Linked DNA regions of Homo sapiens: regions 2 and 3 are each linked to region 1. Evidence: chromatin contacts called from ENCODE Hi-C or POLR2A ChIA-PET data. All regions are on one chromosome and are shown on one strand. The core of a region is the stretch at or near the end of the contact, and the rest is flanking DNA. Distances in the headings are between cores, read along the strand shown.

Evidence for each region. Hi-C counts contacts between places; a loop is a spot of excess contacts on that map. ChIA-PET counts read pairs that join two places held with the same protein, here RNA polymerase II (POLR2A). Pooled maps may share reads with other maps.
Region 2: a loop to region 1 is called in a map of endothelial cell of umbilical vein, with 4 times the contacts of the local background. The contact joins two enhancer-like sites. A Hi-C loop is called at or near these places in 4 of 168 maps with a recorded cell type or tissue (MCF 10A, endothelial cell of umbilical vein, heart left ventricle and 1 more), 1 of 37 single-sample maps with no recorded cell type and 5 of 50 pooled maps. POLR2A ChIA-PET finds 5 or more read pairs at or near these places in 11 of 52 experiments (AG04450, B cell, Caco-2 and 7 more).
Region 3: a map of endothelial cell of umbilical vein shows a loop between it and region 1 (5-fold over the local background). The contact joins the promoter of WWC3 here to the enhancer-like site in region 1. A Hi-C loop is called at or near these places in 19 of 168 maps with a recorded cell type or tissue (GM12878, MCF 10A, Right ventricle myocardium inferior and 9 more), 2 of 37 single-sample maps with no recorded cell type and 13 of 50 pooled maps. POLR2A ChIA-PET finds 5 or more read pairs at or near these places in 8 of 52 experiments (A549, CD4-positive, alpha-beta T cell, GM12878 and 5 more).

Annotation. Positions count from the first base shown.
Region 1 is chrX:10,046,980-10,051,686 of GRCh38, reverse strand. All of the region lies in intron 2 of WWC3 (WWC family member 3), which reads right to left. Among named protein-coding and RNA genes, the nearest start is that of WWC3, 34 kb to the right of the region's middle. RefSeq lists enhancers at 985-1,608, 3,564-4,196, 4,197-4,707. Within about 2 kb of position 2,811, at least 3 of the 41 ENCODE cell types and tissues checked have a DNase peak (open chromatin) inside an H3K27ac peak, as active enhancers do; they include endothelial cell of umbilical vein, where a contact is called at or near this core.
Region 2 is chrX:10,081,117-10,085,823 of GRCh38, reverse strand. The region is part of intron 6 of WWC3 (WWC family member 3); the gene reads right to left. Among named protein-coding and RNA genes, the nearest start is that of WWC3, 68 kb to the right of the region's middle. RefSeq lists an enhancer at 2,438-2,938. Within about 2 kb of position 2,488, at least 31 of the 41 ENCODE cell types and tissues checked have a DNase peak (open chromatin) inside an H3K27ac peak, as active enhancers do; they include endothelial cell of umbilical vein, where a contact is called at or near this core.
Region 3 is chrX:10,012,360-10,017,066 of GRCh38, reverse strand. It overlaps WWC3 (WWC family member 3), which reads right to left and starts at 1,813. Exons shown (of 24, transcript NM_015691.5): 1 at 1,394-1,813; 2 at 1,209-1,391. The coding sequence starts at 1,488. RefSeq lists silencers at 1,841-1,900, 1,941-2,110 and enhancers at 1,931-2,814, 2,815-3,698.

The DNA.
Region 1 (4,707 bases), core at 1,562-4,061:
ATCAAGGTTTCTGGAATGTATTACATTCTCCAGTAATGCCTGTTTTCCTTCCATTTTATTTTTTTCCTCTAAAGACTGGAAGAATGTCGCTATTATTTTGATTTAGCAGCATAATACTGTATGAAAGGAACATAATCTAAAAGCAAGCTGACCTGAGGCCAAAATTCGAGTCTACCACCCAAAGGAAACCAAACCCAGAGGGGCGCCCAACCGCAGCCATCATCTGAGTGCCCCCCAGCAAGGGTCCCTCTGAGACAGAATAACAGAGAAAAGGAATTTCTCAACAAGCCTATCAAGAGCACACTCCTGAGCTGATGTGAAAACACTTTGTTCACCTCCATATATAAGTTCTAGGGATACAATTTACAGTAAATAAAATAGAGACAGACTTTAGCCCAGCTGGTACAAAGAATTCTCTGGGGCAGCACTGTCCAATGGAATCAGAATGAGAGCCCACATATTAATGCAAAACTTCTTAAACGAGTAAAAAGAAACAGGCGAAATGAATTTTAAAACATGTTTTATTTAACCCACTATACTGCAAATACTATCATTTTTACACGTAATGACTACAAAAATTACAAATGGAATGCTTTTCATTCTTTATTTCAATGGAGTCTTTGAAACCCGGTGTGTTTTACAGGTTAAGCCCATTTCATTTTAGGACTGACCCGATTCAAGTGCTCATTTGCGTGTGGCTGTGGCTACTGCACTGGATATCACAACGTCACACTCTCATCTAAATTCTACAGTAATTTGAGTCTGCAAATGATCACAGGTGCACAGGTGCATCACTTAAGAAAGACCTGGCCTGAGTTGCCATCCTCCACAAGCCACTAGTGGGGATTTTGAAGGAACCACACTTCTAAGACCACAAAACCGCATACAGGGAACTCCTGGCTTCCCTCCAACCCCCTCATATCCATCCGCATTCCCAGTAACCCATGGGAACTGCTATCCCCAAACCTGGATTGTTCTTTCCCTTTGCCAAGTTTCCCCTCACCCCGCCCCTTTCCTGTTCAAATGCTAATGCTTCTTCTAAGATGTGGCCCAGATTCCTCAGGTCCAGACCCAGCCCAGCCCAGCCCAGCCAGAAGCAAGCTGGCCTTTCTTTGGCCAGCCTCAGCACTTGATCTCTTCTGTGGCAGTTCTTAAAACTCTAAGTAGAATGCGGTCATTAATAAACATTGCATCTCCCCGAGTACTAGTTCCTTCAGGGCAAGGCTGGCATCCCCTCCAATGCTGACCTGACCCCCACAGGGCTCCAGGACTTGCCCAGGAGGTGCTCCACTGCATATACAGGATGAGTCGGAATTACTTGATCAATGCTGAATGGAGTCTGCCACCCAAAACAGGTTGTCTGTGGCAGCTCTAGAGCTGATTGTAGATGGTACTGGTCTGGACAGGAAATGCTCATGAGTAGGTGTGCAGATTGGAAGCTGGAGAGACTGGATCAGAGGGAGAATGGGCTGCAGTGTGACAGATGCATGGCTTCCTCTTCAGGGACTGGGCAGAACAGGTGCTCGGGAGCTGTTTACCAGAGTGATCGGAAACTCGGGCTTGTCGCATTAAGAATGGCATCATGGCTGCAAAGCACTAACAGGGGGAGCCAATGCAGGCTAGAGGACCTCATTAGGGGACTCCCAAGTCAGCTCTGAGCCTTCATTCTACAGCTGCTTACAAATCCCTAGACCCACCCCACGCACGCACAGACCAGCCCTCAGTACCCAGCCCCCTCCCATGGACCCAAATGGGTCCTCCTCACTGGCTCCAGACCAGGCTTTCAGGCATGATGGCCCAGAAACCAGGAAGAACCCCAGGCCACTGCAGTTCCCTCGTCAAGGAGGGCAGAGAAATGATACCATCCAGGAGTCTGACTTCTGAAACATGCCTTTCCCTAAGAGAAACCAGGCAGTGGTAGTCAGGCAAGTGGGACTGGGGACAGCAGGGGACAATGGGCGTGTTCTACAACCTAATTGTGATGACAGTCACACAGCTGTATAATTGACTAAAATTCATAGGACTGTACTAAAATGGGTGCATTTTATGATATGGAAATTACACCTCACTAAAGCTGTTTTTAAAATACACACACACACACTGACGTTCTTATTGAATACTTCATTTACAGTGGGGAAAAAAGAATTTAAGGATTCCAAGTCACATGAAATACTTGGGAGAAGAAAAAAACACAAGACTTGGATGCTATCACTAGCTTCGCTGTCATCTCACTCACTTGAAGCTGTTAGATGCATCTGGAGATTTTTATGTGTAAATTCCAAGTCATGGCTGGTGGATGTTCCAGAATATCTTCCATCTGGACACATGTTGAAACATTCCCGAAACTAATTACTTCCAATCCTTTGTGTTCATTCATCCCATTACTCTCTATATCAGGGCTCTCACACTATAGTCACAACCTATCAGTGAGCAGTGAAATTGAGTGAGTAGGTCCCTGGCAGTATTTTATTTTAAAAAGAAAATATTAAAGCACATCATACTTCCTAGGGGCAGTACAGTATGTACATGTCATTAATTTTTCTTCTGGTTGTGTATGTAATTAAAATAGGCTCCTTATTTTTGGTAACCGTCCACAGTACTTGGACAGGCAAAGCTGCAGGACATATGTATACATAGATACATCATGTAAATACTGGAGCACTGAATGTGCAGGGCCACTGCACGGGACGGTGCCAGGTGTGCAAACTAACACTGCAGCCACACAGCAAAGCCCAGCACTGTGCTCAACCAAACACTTAATCATCACGATAGCGTGAGGAGGTGGGCCCACTATCACCATCCCATGTTACCTAGGAGGAAGCTGAGCTCAGGGACACACACCTGAGAAGTGGTGAGACCAGGATGTGGGCAAGGGCAGTCAAGGACTTGGAAGCCACGCCAGAGGCAGCCAGCTCCCTGCACTTCCACACGGAACTCAGAGAACCGATTCCAAGCAAACTTCAAGGGTTCCAAGAGCTCTTTATAGGAATAAGTGTAATGTGAACCGTATTCCACTTTTAAATACTTTCTTATCTCCTTTACCCTCTTGACAAATTTCTAACGATGATTACTCTGGTGAGAGTATAGTTAGAGAAGCAAACGATCAGCCTTTTACTTTTAATATTGCCAAAATTTTAGATGGGAGTCTTAACACAGTCCTTTCAAAATAAAATACAGTATTATAATATTTTGGTCCTTAATTTACTACTGAATACAACAGGAAGAGATATTTTAAAATTAAAAAGGAGAAGTTTTAAGGAAGGATTTGGGAAATAAAGAAACAAATAGTAACAATGGACGGAAGAAGTAAATTCAACCGAATTGGGCAAGGAAAACTACACTGGCCAAGGAGAGCGAAGGGGCTGAACAATAACATTCTTTAGAAATGGCATCACAGGGAAGGCGACCCAGGATGCGTCTCGGCCATCCGTTCAGACGACAAGCGGCACACAGGGGTAAAGATGTCAGTCCTTCGGGCTCTATAGTATCAATTAAAGCTTTTCCAATACTGCCAAGATCAAGTCCCCTCCCCACTCTGGTTTGTATTGGAGCCCAGCTGCAGAAAGTCCTGCACCAGGATTCTAAGAGTAAGAACAAAAGGATTTTATCACCTGCCTTTTTTGGCATTAATTAACACCCCACACCCCGAAGGAAAAAAACAACAACAACAACAACAACTTTCAGCAGTCACTTAACTCGTTTTCTTTGGGGCATGAGAATTCCACTATTTATAGATGCATCGCTGCATATATCACCAACTGAATCCATGAACAAAAGCACGGGGGGAAATGCCAAGCATCTGTGACCTCCAGTCATCCAGCCTGCGCATATTAATTGTGTGCCAGGAAAGGATGCAGAGGAGAGCAGCCGCCCCAGGCAGTGGTTCTTTTTAAGTCTTGGATCTCTTTGGGAATCTGAGACAAGCCATCGATGTCCTGCCTGGAAAGATGTGTCTACATGTACACCCAAGATGCTGCCTCAAAGATACACAAAATGCTACCAGTCTGGGAACTCCAGTTTCAGGAACCCTGTTCCCAAAGCTCCAGGCACAGGGGAAGAGCCACCCAGGCAAACAAGCGCAGCTCGTGGGGATGGGTGGGTTTTAGAAGCACTGGGTTCAAGGCCCAACAGGAGCAGCAAGGCCGCTTCTAACCTGCCTGGGGAGGGGAGGAATGGGGGACGCTGGAGCCATGATGGGCAAGTCCCAGATGGACTGGGACCTGCCCTAGGTTGGGTGAGGGTGGGTGTGGTGAAAGGAAGCCTCCTGAAGAAAGCCTGGGCCACCCTGATAAGGAGATGGGTTCTGCAGATGGCAGGACGCCACTGGGAAGTGAAGCAGGGCCTGTCATCAGCAGATCTGCTTTGTCGAAAGAGGCTGCAGGGAACAGCGGGGAGGGAGGCTGAGGTGTGGGCAGAAGGGAGCCCGCTGTCTGAGCAAGGCAGGAACAAGGGGGCCTGAGCAAGCACTGGGCCAGGACAGTCCTTCTTGACTCCACAAGGAGGCCACTGACTGGGAGCTTGGCCATCATCTCCGCTCCATACCATCGCAAGAGGGACGGCAATGCCAGAGCTCACTTTGTAACCATTTCTGCCCGTTTCCGTGACCTTGATGGTTTCCCTGTTAAGCGGCATCAGGAAAACATGGAGTGTGACGTCTTCTGCAGTGTCTCTGCATTAACGCATGCCCATTAAAGTGGTAACTTATGA
Region 2 (4,707 bases), core at 1,239-3,738, 34 kb before region 1:
AACACAAGGTACATTCTAGAGCTCCAGGCAGGAGCTGGAGAGGGGAATTTGCCCACATCTGTTGGTGCACTTGGTCCGTTCACGCACATCACCCAGTTGGGAAACATTGCACGTGTCCTGGTCCTGAGTCTTCCCTTTGCCTCTGGACACTAGTAGTAAGTTACAGTAAGGTAATTTTTCCAAAACGTTTCAGAAACTTTAGGGCAACAGAGTCCAGGGGACCTTTCACTGGAAAAGCTCAATTTTTCTCTAAACTTTAATTAGTCATTGTAAATGGTGCTCCTATTTTCTGAAGACTTTTATAAAAGGCCTCAAGAAAAATGCAAATTGAAACTACACTGAGATACTATCTCTCACCTATGAGACTGGCAAAAATGCAAATGCTTATCAACACATCCTGTTGGCAAAGTCACAGGAAACGAGAACACTCATATGTTAGTGGTAGGAAGGCAAAATGGTGCAACCCCTCAGCAAAGGAATTTGGCCATATCTAATACAAGCTGAGTATCCCTAATCTGAAAATCTGAAATCCAAAGTGCTTCAAAATCTGAAACTTTTTAAGCATTGACATGACACCCAAAGAAAATGACCAGTGAAGCATTTCAGGTTTCAGATTTTTGGATGAGGGATATTGAACCAGTAAGTATAATGCAAATATTCCAAACCAAAAAAAAAAAAAAAAAAAAAAAAAAAAAAAAAAAAACTGAAATTCAAAACACTTCTGGTCCTAAGCATTTCAGATAAGAAATACAACCTATAATACAACAAATACATTCACCCTTTAACCTACCAAGCCCGCTTTCAGGAACTTATCCTGGAAGATACACATCCATAACTTAGGTAAAAAGCTGACAAGAAATGTTATTAATATAAATCAAAGCATTGGGCTAACAAGGCCAGAACCTACTGATCATCTTCACACCGCAAAAAGAAACAAGCACAGAGTGGTGCCTCCTGATGGAAGTAACACCACCACCTAAAAACATTCTTACTAAAAAAAGAAAAGAAATCCAACTTGAATCAGATCAAGCCTCTCAAACTATTACGCCCATTTGCATAAATAACAAGAGACAGAGGAACACGTTCAATGACATCATGTGAATTTCAGCAGCAAAACCCAACATTAGGGAAATTCTATAGGACAACCAAATTACTTTCTCCAACAAATAAGCTGTCAGGGGAAAAAAAGGAGGGAGAGTAGAAAAGAAAAGACGTAAGAGACACATCAACCAAAGGCACTCTGTGGCCCAAACTGGACCCAAACACCTGAAGAAATGCAAGAGCTCACTGGACACAAGATGCCTAGTAAATGGGGTACAGGGATTAGAGTTATTTTCAAAAGGAGTCCATAACTTTAGGAGACATATTTATGGATTAAATGGGATTCTGGCATTTGCTTCAATAAGGCCGTGAGAGCTTAGCAGATGGGGTGGGGTCACCACCGAAACAAGATTGGCAATTGTGCAGGTTAAATGGGGTGAGGGGTACAGGAAGGTTTCAGTATACTATTCTCTCTGCTTTTGTGTTTGATATTTTCCATCATTAAAAGCTTACATGTGTACACTTCACATAGATACACATAAAACACACATCTGTGTACATATTCTATCATTAACCCAGCGAACATATCTGTGGCCAATTCCTCTCTACAACAATCAACAACATATATAGATTTAAAGTAAAATACAAAAGGTTCTTTTTTCCTTACTTGGACCCAAGTGTAATGATGAATTTCCTTGCTAGCCAGGAAATTCACCAAGATAAACAAGGCAAGCTTAAAATGTTATAAGCAGCCAAACTCCTAGTGAGGTGCTCTGGAAAAGAATACACTGGATATTCTGGGAAGCAAGAACAGCAGGAAATTTTCTGGAGGAAAATCTCAGGCCACTGCCTTAAGCAATGTTGGTGATAAAATCAGAGATGCTTCATGTTTAGGTATAACAGCTCACCTGCTATCTGTACGTATAGTCAGGATTTCCCAGTAGAGATGGGGTAATCACATTTTCAATGCTTGAAAAGGCCTTCTAAAATTTCTCAATTAAAAAAATATACATTTGCATGATTCAATCCAAACCTAAACACCCAATGTTCAATACCAGAAAAATAATGAGGCTGTTTTCATCTCATAAGCTGTGGAACTCAGAGAAAGGCTACCAGATTATCTTCCACTTACAAAAATATTTTAAGAGTGGCACGGGTGCCTGGGTTTTCTCTTCTTCCTGTGAGGCTGTGTCTGTCCCAGAATAAAGTAAACATGCACAGTAACAACGCAGCGTCAGACAGAGCCAAGGCAACGTGCCCATTAAACAACAGCTCTGGGCAGCTCCCTCCTGAAAGCTAACTTGCCCCTGGTCAGGCATGAGGTGGGGTGGGCCCCTCAGGACCAAGGCCAGGTCCAGAGCCTTCCCCAGGCCACTCCTTGGCCTCCAGGGGGAGGGCGGGTATTCTCATGAGCTCAGGCAGACAGGAGGAGCCTCCCCTTGGCAAGTGGCAAGTTTACAATTGCTGTTCCCAAGCGTGGGATCTTGATAATGAAAGCAGAAAGACAATCCAAACAGCACTGGCCCGCCTCTCTTCCAGGAGCACAACTTGCGCTCCGTTTTGGCCGCAGGTGTTAAGTTAAAATTCTCGTTATTCTGGCTCCTGCTTCTCTGTCTAATGCCCCTAGGGAAACAGAGGCTGCCTTTTCCTATTCTTGAAACCACTGCAACTACAAAAGATGAATTCACATCCTAGCCATGCTAAGGAGAAGGGGGTTTTCTCAGTCAGCAGTACGTTTCAGTTTCTAAATCAGTCCATCTACAGCTGACACTGCTATATGGCCTTTGTCTTCAAATAAGGAAATGGAGTTCACCAGAACGATGGAGCCAAGGCAAAGCAACGGGCGCTGAGCCCAGCAACCCACTACAGAAACCATGGCCATGAGGGAAGTGCCAGACGTGGCTCCCTGCTGATGCTCAGGGATCCTGAGCAAACTCAGACTCTTCCTGAACCCCAGTCACCTTCCTCAGAGCTGCAAATGAGAATGACATTAACTGCAACCTCCGGCACACACAATGACTAACATTAAAACCACCTACTGGGCCGGGCGTGGTGGCTCATGCCTGTAATCCCAGCACTTTGGGAGGCTGAGGCAGGCGGATCACCTGAGGTCAGGAGTTCGAGACCAGCCTGACCAACATGGTGAAACCCGGTCTCTACTAAAAATATAAAAATTAGCTGGGCATGGTGGCGTGTGCCTGTAATCCCAGCTACTTGGGAGGCTAAGACAGGAGAACTGCTTGAACCCAGGAAATGGAGGTTACAGCGAGCCAAGATTGCACCACTGCACTCCAGCCTGGGTGACAAAGACTCCCCATCTCAAAAAAAAACCAAAAAAAAACAAACAACTACATATTGTCCAGAGACACTGTATCACAATGAGAGACAGCTACAGTGTGGCCTAATGAAGGTAGAAAATTCACCTCAAATCCAACTAGGTAGTCCTAATAACTTTTGGTGACCTGTCACAAATCAAATGATTTGTTTCTGCTTATTCTTTATCCACCACCTTAGCCAAAGTGACACAGGATGACACTGCCACAGCACACACAGTCGCATCTGAGGAGGTGTTGGAGTATCTGGAGGCTGGCTGGAGTGGGGGGCTAAAAGGACAAAACACACGTCGGTGCATTTGGAAAGCACTCTGGCCTATGCACCGCATGAATGACAAAACCAGCAGCCGGTTAGTTGGAAAAGAAGCTTGATTTGCTTAAGACAAAACTAAAGAAGAGGCCGGGAACGGTGGCTCATGCCTGTAATCCCAGCACTCTGGGAGGCCGAGGCGGGCAGATCGCCTGAGGTCAGGAGTTGGAAACCAGCCTGGCAAATGTGGCAAAACCCCATCTCTACTAAAATACAAAAATTAGCCAGGCGTGGTGGCGGGCACCTGTAATCCCAGTTACTGGGGAGACTGAGGCACGAGAATCACTTGAACCTGGGAGGGGGAGGTTGCAGTGAGCCAAGATCACACCACTGCACTCCAGCCTGGGCGACGAGAGCAAGACTCTGTCTTAAAAAAAAAAAAAAAAAAAGCTAAAGAAGAAGCTGTGCTAATACTAACTAGGGTTAATAAAAGGAAGCTCTGACTGTAGATCCAAAATGCACACAAACACATAGCTGGGTAATGGTAGATAATTACATCTGTACCTCACATTCCTTTATTACCTCCCCATAAAGAGCAGTGCTGCAGTCACGTGTGTCACCTCATGCATCTGCATGCAGGATGAAAGACGGCAACATGGTGCCCACCTGCGTCAGTAACAGTAACCACACAGAGTTGGACTAATTGTTTCGGGCTGGGCATGTACCAGGTGCTGGTGCTGTCCTCAGTATAACTGAGCACAGTGATTGCTGTTATGGACTGTGTGTTTGTGTGTCCTCCAAATTCTTATGTTGCAGCCTTACCCTCTAATGTGATGGCATTTGAAGGTGGGGCCTTTGGGAGGTGATTAGGGTTAGATGAGGTCACAGGGTGGGACCCCATGATGGGATTAGGAAAAGGAAGAGAGAACAGAGTTTTTGCTCTCTTAGCCATGAGAGGAAACTGCGACAAGATGGTCATCTGCATATCAGGAATCGGGCCCTCACCAGGAACCAAATATTGGACCTCCAGCCTCCAGAACTGTGAGAAACAAATATCTGCTATTCAAGTCACCCAGTCTATGG
Region 3 (4,707 bases), core at 564-3,063, 34 kb after region 1:
GCACTCAGGCCCTGGAAGGAGAGTTGCTCTAGAGAGGACAAGACATCAGATAACCTGTGGAAACACTTGATGTCCACAGAAATCCCAATTCCACACAAAATACATCTCTGTAAAAGCAGTTGAACAATCGAAACCCGTAGACAATCGAGCAAAAAGTTAAGGAAGAGCTTCGTTACATGGAATTAATTAAATGAAATCTGATAGTGCTTTTACAAGAATCAGTTTTTACTTGATTGGGTTTTTATACGTGAATAAGACAGCTTTGTACCCCATGCATATCTTTCACAAAAAGGAAACTTAAAATACAATTCTTGTTTTTCGTTTATTCCAAAAGCATATGGGACTAATCATATTGCATTCTGGCTGCAGTACAGAAGGCTATTTCAAACAGTTTTAACTCACGAGTTTTAAGGCGCTAAAGAGCAACTAGAGTTTGGGAACAGACTTCTCCAACTCCAAAAGGGTTGGGAATCCCTCAAGGGCCCGTCTGACATCAGGTTTTGGATGGAAACCAGCCTGAACCCGCCAGACAGGGAACCCGCACCCCAAAGCTGGGGCGCACGTTTGTGATCCAAGGTGACAGCTCATCTCGCCACCGCGGGGCTGGGGACACCTGCAGAACCAGGGCCGGGGCAGTGGGCCGCAGACGCCCGGGACCGGGATGGGCGAGGCTGCCGCAGAGAAAGGAAAAGAGGGCCATCTGTCAGCCCCAGGAGAGGAAATTCCAGGAGCCCAGTTCCCAGGCGCCGGACAGCGGGTGACGTGAGGGAACCGAATGAGAGGGTCCGCCCAGCGGCGGGGGACCTGTAGGCGGCCGGCCTCGGCGCTCAGAGGGCTCGAGGCCTGGAGAAGGGGCACCTCCATTCTTGGTCAGAGCCCTGGGAGTCGGGGTATTGGGAGGGTGGATCCTCTCCCGGACCCCCGGAACCAAAGATCTTCACCCAGCCCCGAGGGCCTCCTGGTGTCTCCGATCCTCTCCCTGGGCCCAAGGGATGGGGGCGCCTCGATCGTAGCCTGGACCGGAGCACTCCAGGGAGTCCCCTGGTTCCGGGGATGGAGGCGCTCCGAGCTCTGCCCGGGCCCGGGGGCTCTCGGCGGCGGCCCCGCGCTGGGCGGGGCGTGTCCCCAGCGCATCCGCGGTGGCGCCGGCCGGCGGCCCGGGTCGTAGCGCCCGCGCCGGGTCTGGCGCCCCCAGCCGGCCCGCTTACCGGTCGCGGGGGTCGATCCACGACGTCTGGCGCGTGTTGTGGTCAATGTAAAAGACGCGACCGTCGTAGTCTCGCGCCTCCTCCCAGCCGGCGGGCAGCGGCAGCTCGGCGCTCTCCCGGGCCCGCGGCGGCGGCGCGGAAGGAGCTGGGGGCGTGGGGACCGCGGCGGGGGGCGCCGGCGGCGCGGTTCCCGCTGGGGCTGCGCAGAAGGCGGCGGCTCCCGCGGGGCCTCGCGCGGCTGTCCCCGCCGTCGCCGCCGGCCGCCGCTCAGCCAAGGCATGACGGCGCGGGCCCCGCCGCCGCCCGGCCGCCCCGCGCGCGCCGCCTCCTCCGCCAGCACTAAGGCCCGGCGCCCGGGGCGCGGGGGCGGCCGCGGGGAGCCGCCCGCCGCTCCTGGCGCATCCTCCGCCCGGCGCCCGTGCACCGGCGTCCGCCCGCCCGCCCTAGCAAGCCGCTGCCCGCGCCGCCCACTCCGTTCAGGTAGCCCGGGTGGCCGCCGCGCGCGAAGTCACAGCCCGGGAGCCGCCGCCGCCGCCGCCGCCGCTGCCGGCCGCCCCTCCGTTCCCGCGGCGCGCCCGGCCATCTTCGTTCCTCGGCGCGGCCCGGGCGAGCAGGGGCAGGGCGTTCGCAGGCCCCGCCTCCGGCCGTCCCGCCCCGTTCTCACCCAGGCCCCGCGGCTCCTCCCACGCCGGCGGCTCCACCCACGCCGGCTGCTCCTCCCGAATCTCCCACGGAGGCTCCCGCTCCTCCCGCCGCCTCTGCTTTTCCACCCACTCCCGCTGCTCCGCCTCCCCCGGCCCCGCGTCCTCCGCGCCTCTCCGTCGCCGGCTGCTCCGCCCCCAGTCTCCCTCGGGGTCCTCCTCGGCGCTCGGCTCCTCGACCCCACCCCCACCCCTCCGCTTGCTCCTCCCCCTCCGCCGTCCTCCCTCTCCGCGCGCTCCTCGCTCTCTCCCTCCCGCTCCGCCACCTTCCTCCGGCCTCGGGAAACCGCATGGAGGCCAGGATGGGCGCCGCCGCGTCAGTCCGCCCCCGGGCCCCCGCGTAGAGGAAGGCGGGCGGGGAGGACGACGCCCTACCCGGACTGCGGGCGCGGCCTGCCTGGGGTGACTCCTCGGGCGCAAACAATTCCCGAGAGAGCGGGCAGTGCCCTCCCTTCACCCGCTCCCGGGCTCTGGCTGTCTGGAGACCCTCTGCGCACTTGGCGGGAGGCTGCGCCCTCGGTCTCCCACACAACCCGTCTGGTCCCGCGAAGGTGGGAAAAGCCCCTGAAGGCGGGGCCGAGGGAGCTGAGGAGCTGGGGGAGCCCGCGGCCGGTCCTCTCGGGCGGCGCAGGGAGGACGCCTCTGGAAGCGGGCAGCTGGGCAGGTGGCCACTTTGCGTCCCCGCCAGGACAGCCCTAGAAGGGCTAACCTGGGGGCCCACACTAGGCGGGAGTTCCTTGACCTTCCCTGAGCGCTTCATCCGGTTTGTGGGGTCTGATCGTTTGAGCGGAGACCCAAGTAGACCATTGCTGGGGAGGAAGCCGGGTCAACTCCTAAAACTTTCAGCCTAGACGGGAACTTCTGTTTCACTGGCTCCCAGCTGGGGAAGCTGAAGCTCCAGAGTTGGGGCTGTGTCTTGCTCTAAATCTCCCACCTACTTCGTGCCCCAGACCCACAGCCGCAACACGTTATGCCAGGAAATGCAGGACAGTATCAGGGAGATTTTTAAACAGTTACAGTGATACAAAAATATCTGGTAGAGCCTGATTGAAATCCAGATACACAGGGGAAGAGACTGGAGGAAAATGTCCTGAAATGCTCACAAGAGTTTGCATTCCTTTGGCGGGATTTTTAAAAATGATTTGCCTTCCAATTTTTTGTAAAATGGTAATATTACTTTTATGAGGGGAAAGGTTGTTTTAAAAAAGAAGAATGGGCCGGGCGCGGTGGCTCACGCTTGTAATCCTAGCACTTTGGGAGGCCCAGGCGGGCGGATCACGAGGTCAGGAGTTCGAGACGAGCCTGGCCAGCATGGTGAAATCCCCGTCTCTACTAAAAATACAAAAATTAGCCGGGCATGGTGGCGCACGCCTGTAATCCCAGCTACTCGGGAGGCTGAGGCAGGAGAACTGCTTGAACCTGGGAGGTTGCAGTGAGCTGAGATCGCGCCACTGCACTCCAGCCTGGACGACAGAGTGAGACTCCATCTCAACAACAACAAAAAAAAAATTAGAAGAATGTGGGGCCGGGCTCGGTGGCTCACACCTTTAATCCCAACACTTTGGGAGGCTGAGGTGGGAGGATCACTTGAGCCAGGGAGGTCGAGGCTGCAGTGAGCCGTGTTTGCACGATTGCACTCCAGGCTGGGCGATGGAACAGAGACCCTGTCTCAAAAAAAAAAAAAAAAAAAAAAAAAGAAGAAGAAGAAGAAGAAGAATGTGAAGTTGTGAAGGTATAGCGACGTCCAAAAAACTATCCAAGGAAGGTCTTTCCTCTCCCTCCTCCTACTACAACACAGAAACTTTCTTGCTCCCCAAGTATCTATCTACCCCTACCTGAATGTTCTATGTGAGAAATTCCACCGCATGAGTCCTTTTAAACATGTGTGATTATTACATGTCCAAGGGAAAGAGTGGGAGGGTCAAAAAAGCACATATTTTGTGATGTCGCATGTGCCAGGGAATGCCCCAAGTGCTGAGTGTCCCTGCTCTGACATCTTCCCTTCCGATTGGCATGATTTATCGCCAGTGGGGCTGCCACTGCCTTCTTACCTTACCACCCAACATGGCCGTTCTGAAGCTGCATTTCCACCCTCCCTGTCACCTGGTCCTTTTAGAATCTCACAAATCTGGACACAAATCTATCACTCGAAAGTACTTTGAATGGGGCTGGGGCGTATTGGAGTGAAACCGACTTCTGCAGAGAGAGAGTGGAAAGAGGAGAACACATACACCACACATCAAAGGACTCAGAAGGAAAGGCAAGATGAAAAAAGCATCAGGTAGAGCAAGGAGTGGGGGAAACTGCATCCAATTAGGAGCTCAAAGAGGCCAGCGCCGAGGAGTCTTCACTGAAGGTGAAAGATTTCTACCCGTTCAGGCGGGCAGCAAATAGTGGACCTCCCACGCGCAGACACTGTGCTGCGTGTAGGCATGCTGCAGGGAAGAGGATAGTCTGTGCTTCAGCTTGCACTCCCTTGGGGACTAAACATAGAAATAGGCCCTTGTAATACAATTGTCACTTGTCAACAAATGAAGCCAGGGTGCCAACCTCAATTTGGGGACTCGTGGGAGGCTTTGTGAGACCAAAGGGAAGGTGCCTCAGATGAGGAAACTGAGGCTCAGATGTTCAGATTCCCAAGTTCTGAGCTCTTGCCCCTTGGCACATGGAGCTGCTGTCATGAAATTGTTTACTTGTATAGCAGATGCTGGGGCGGGCTCCCTTCTTTTGGAGTATTGTGAAGATGACCCTTCATTAACACAGATGTCTGAGAGATTACACCCAGCCCCAGGAGCTGA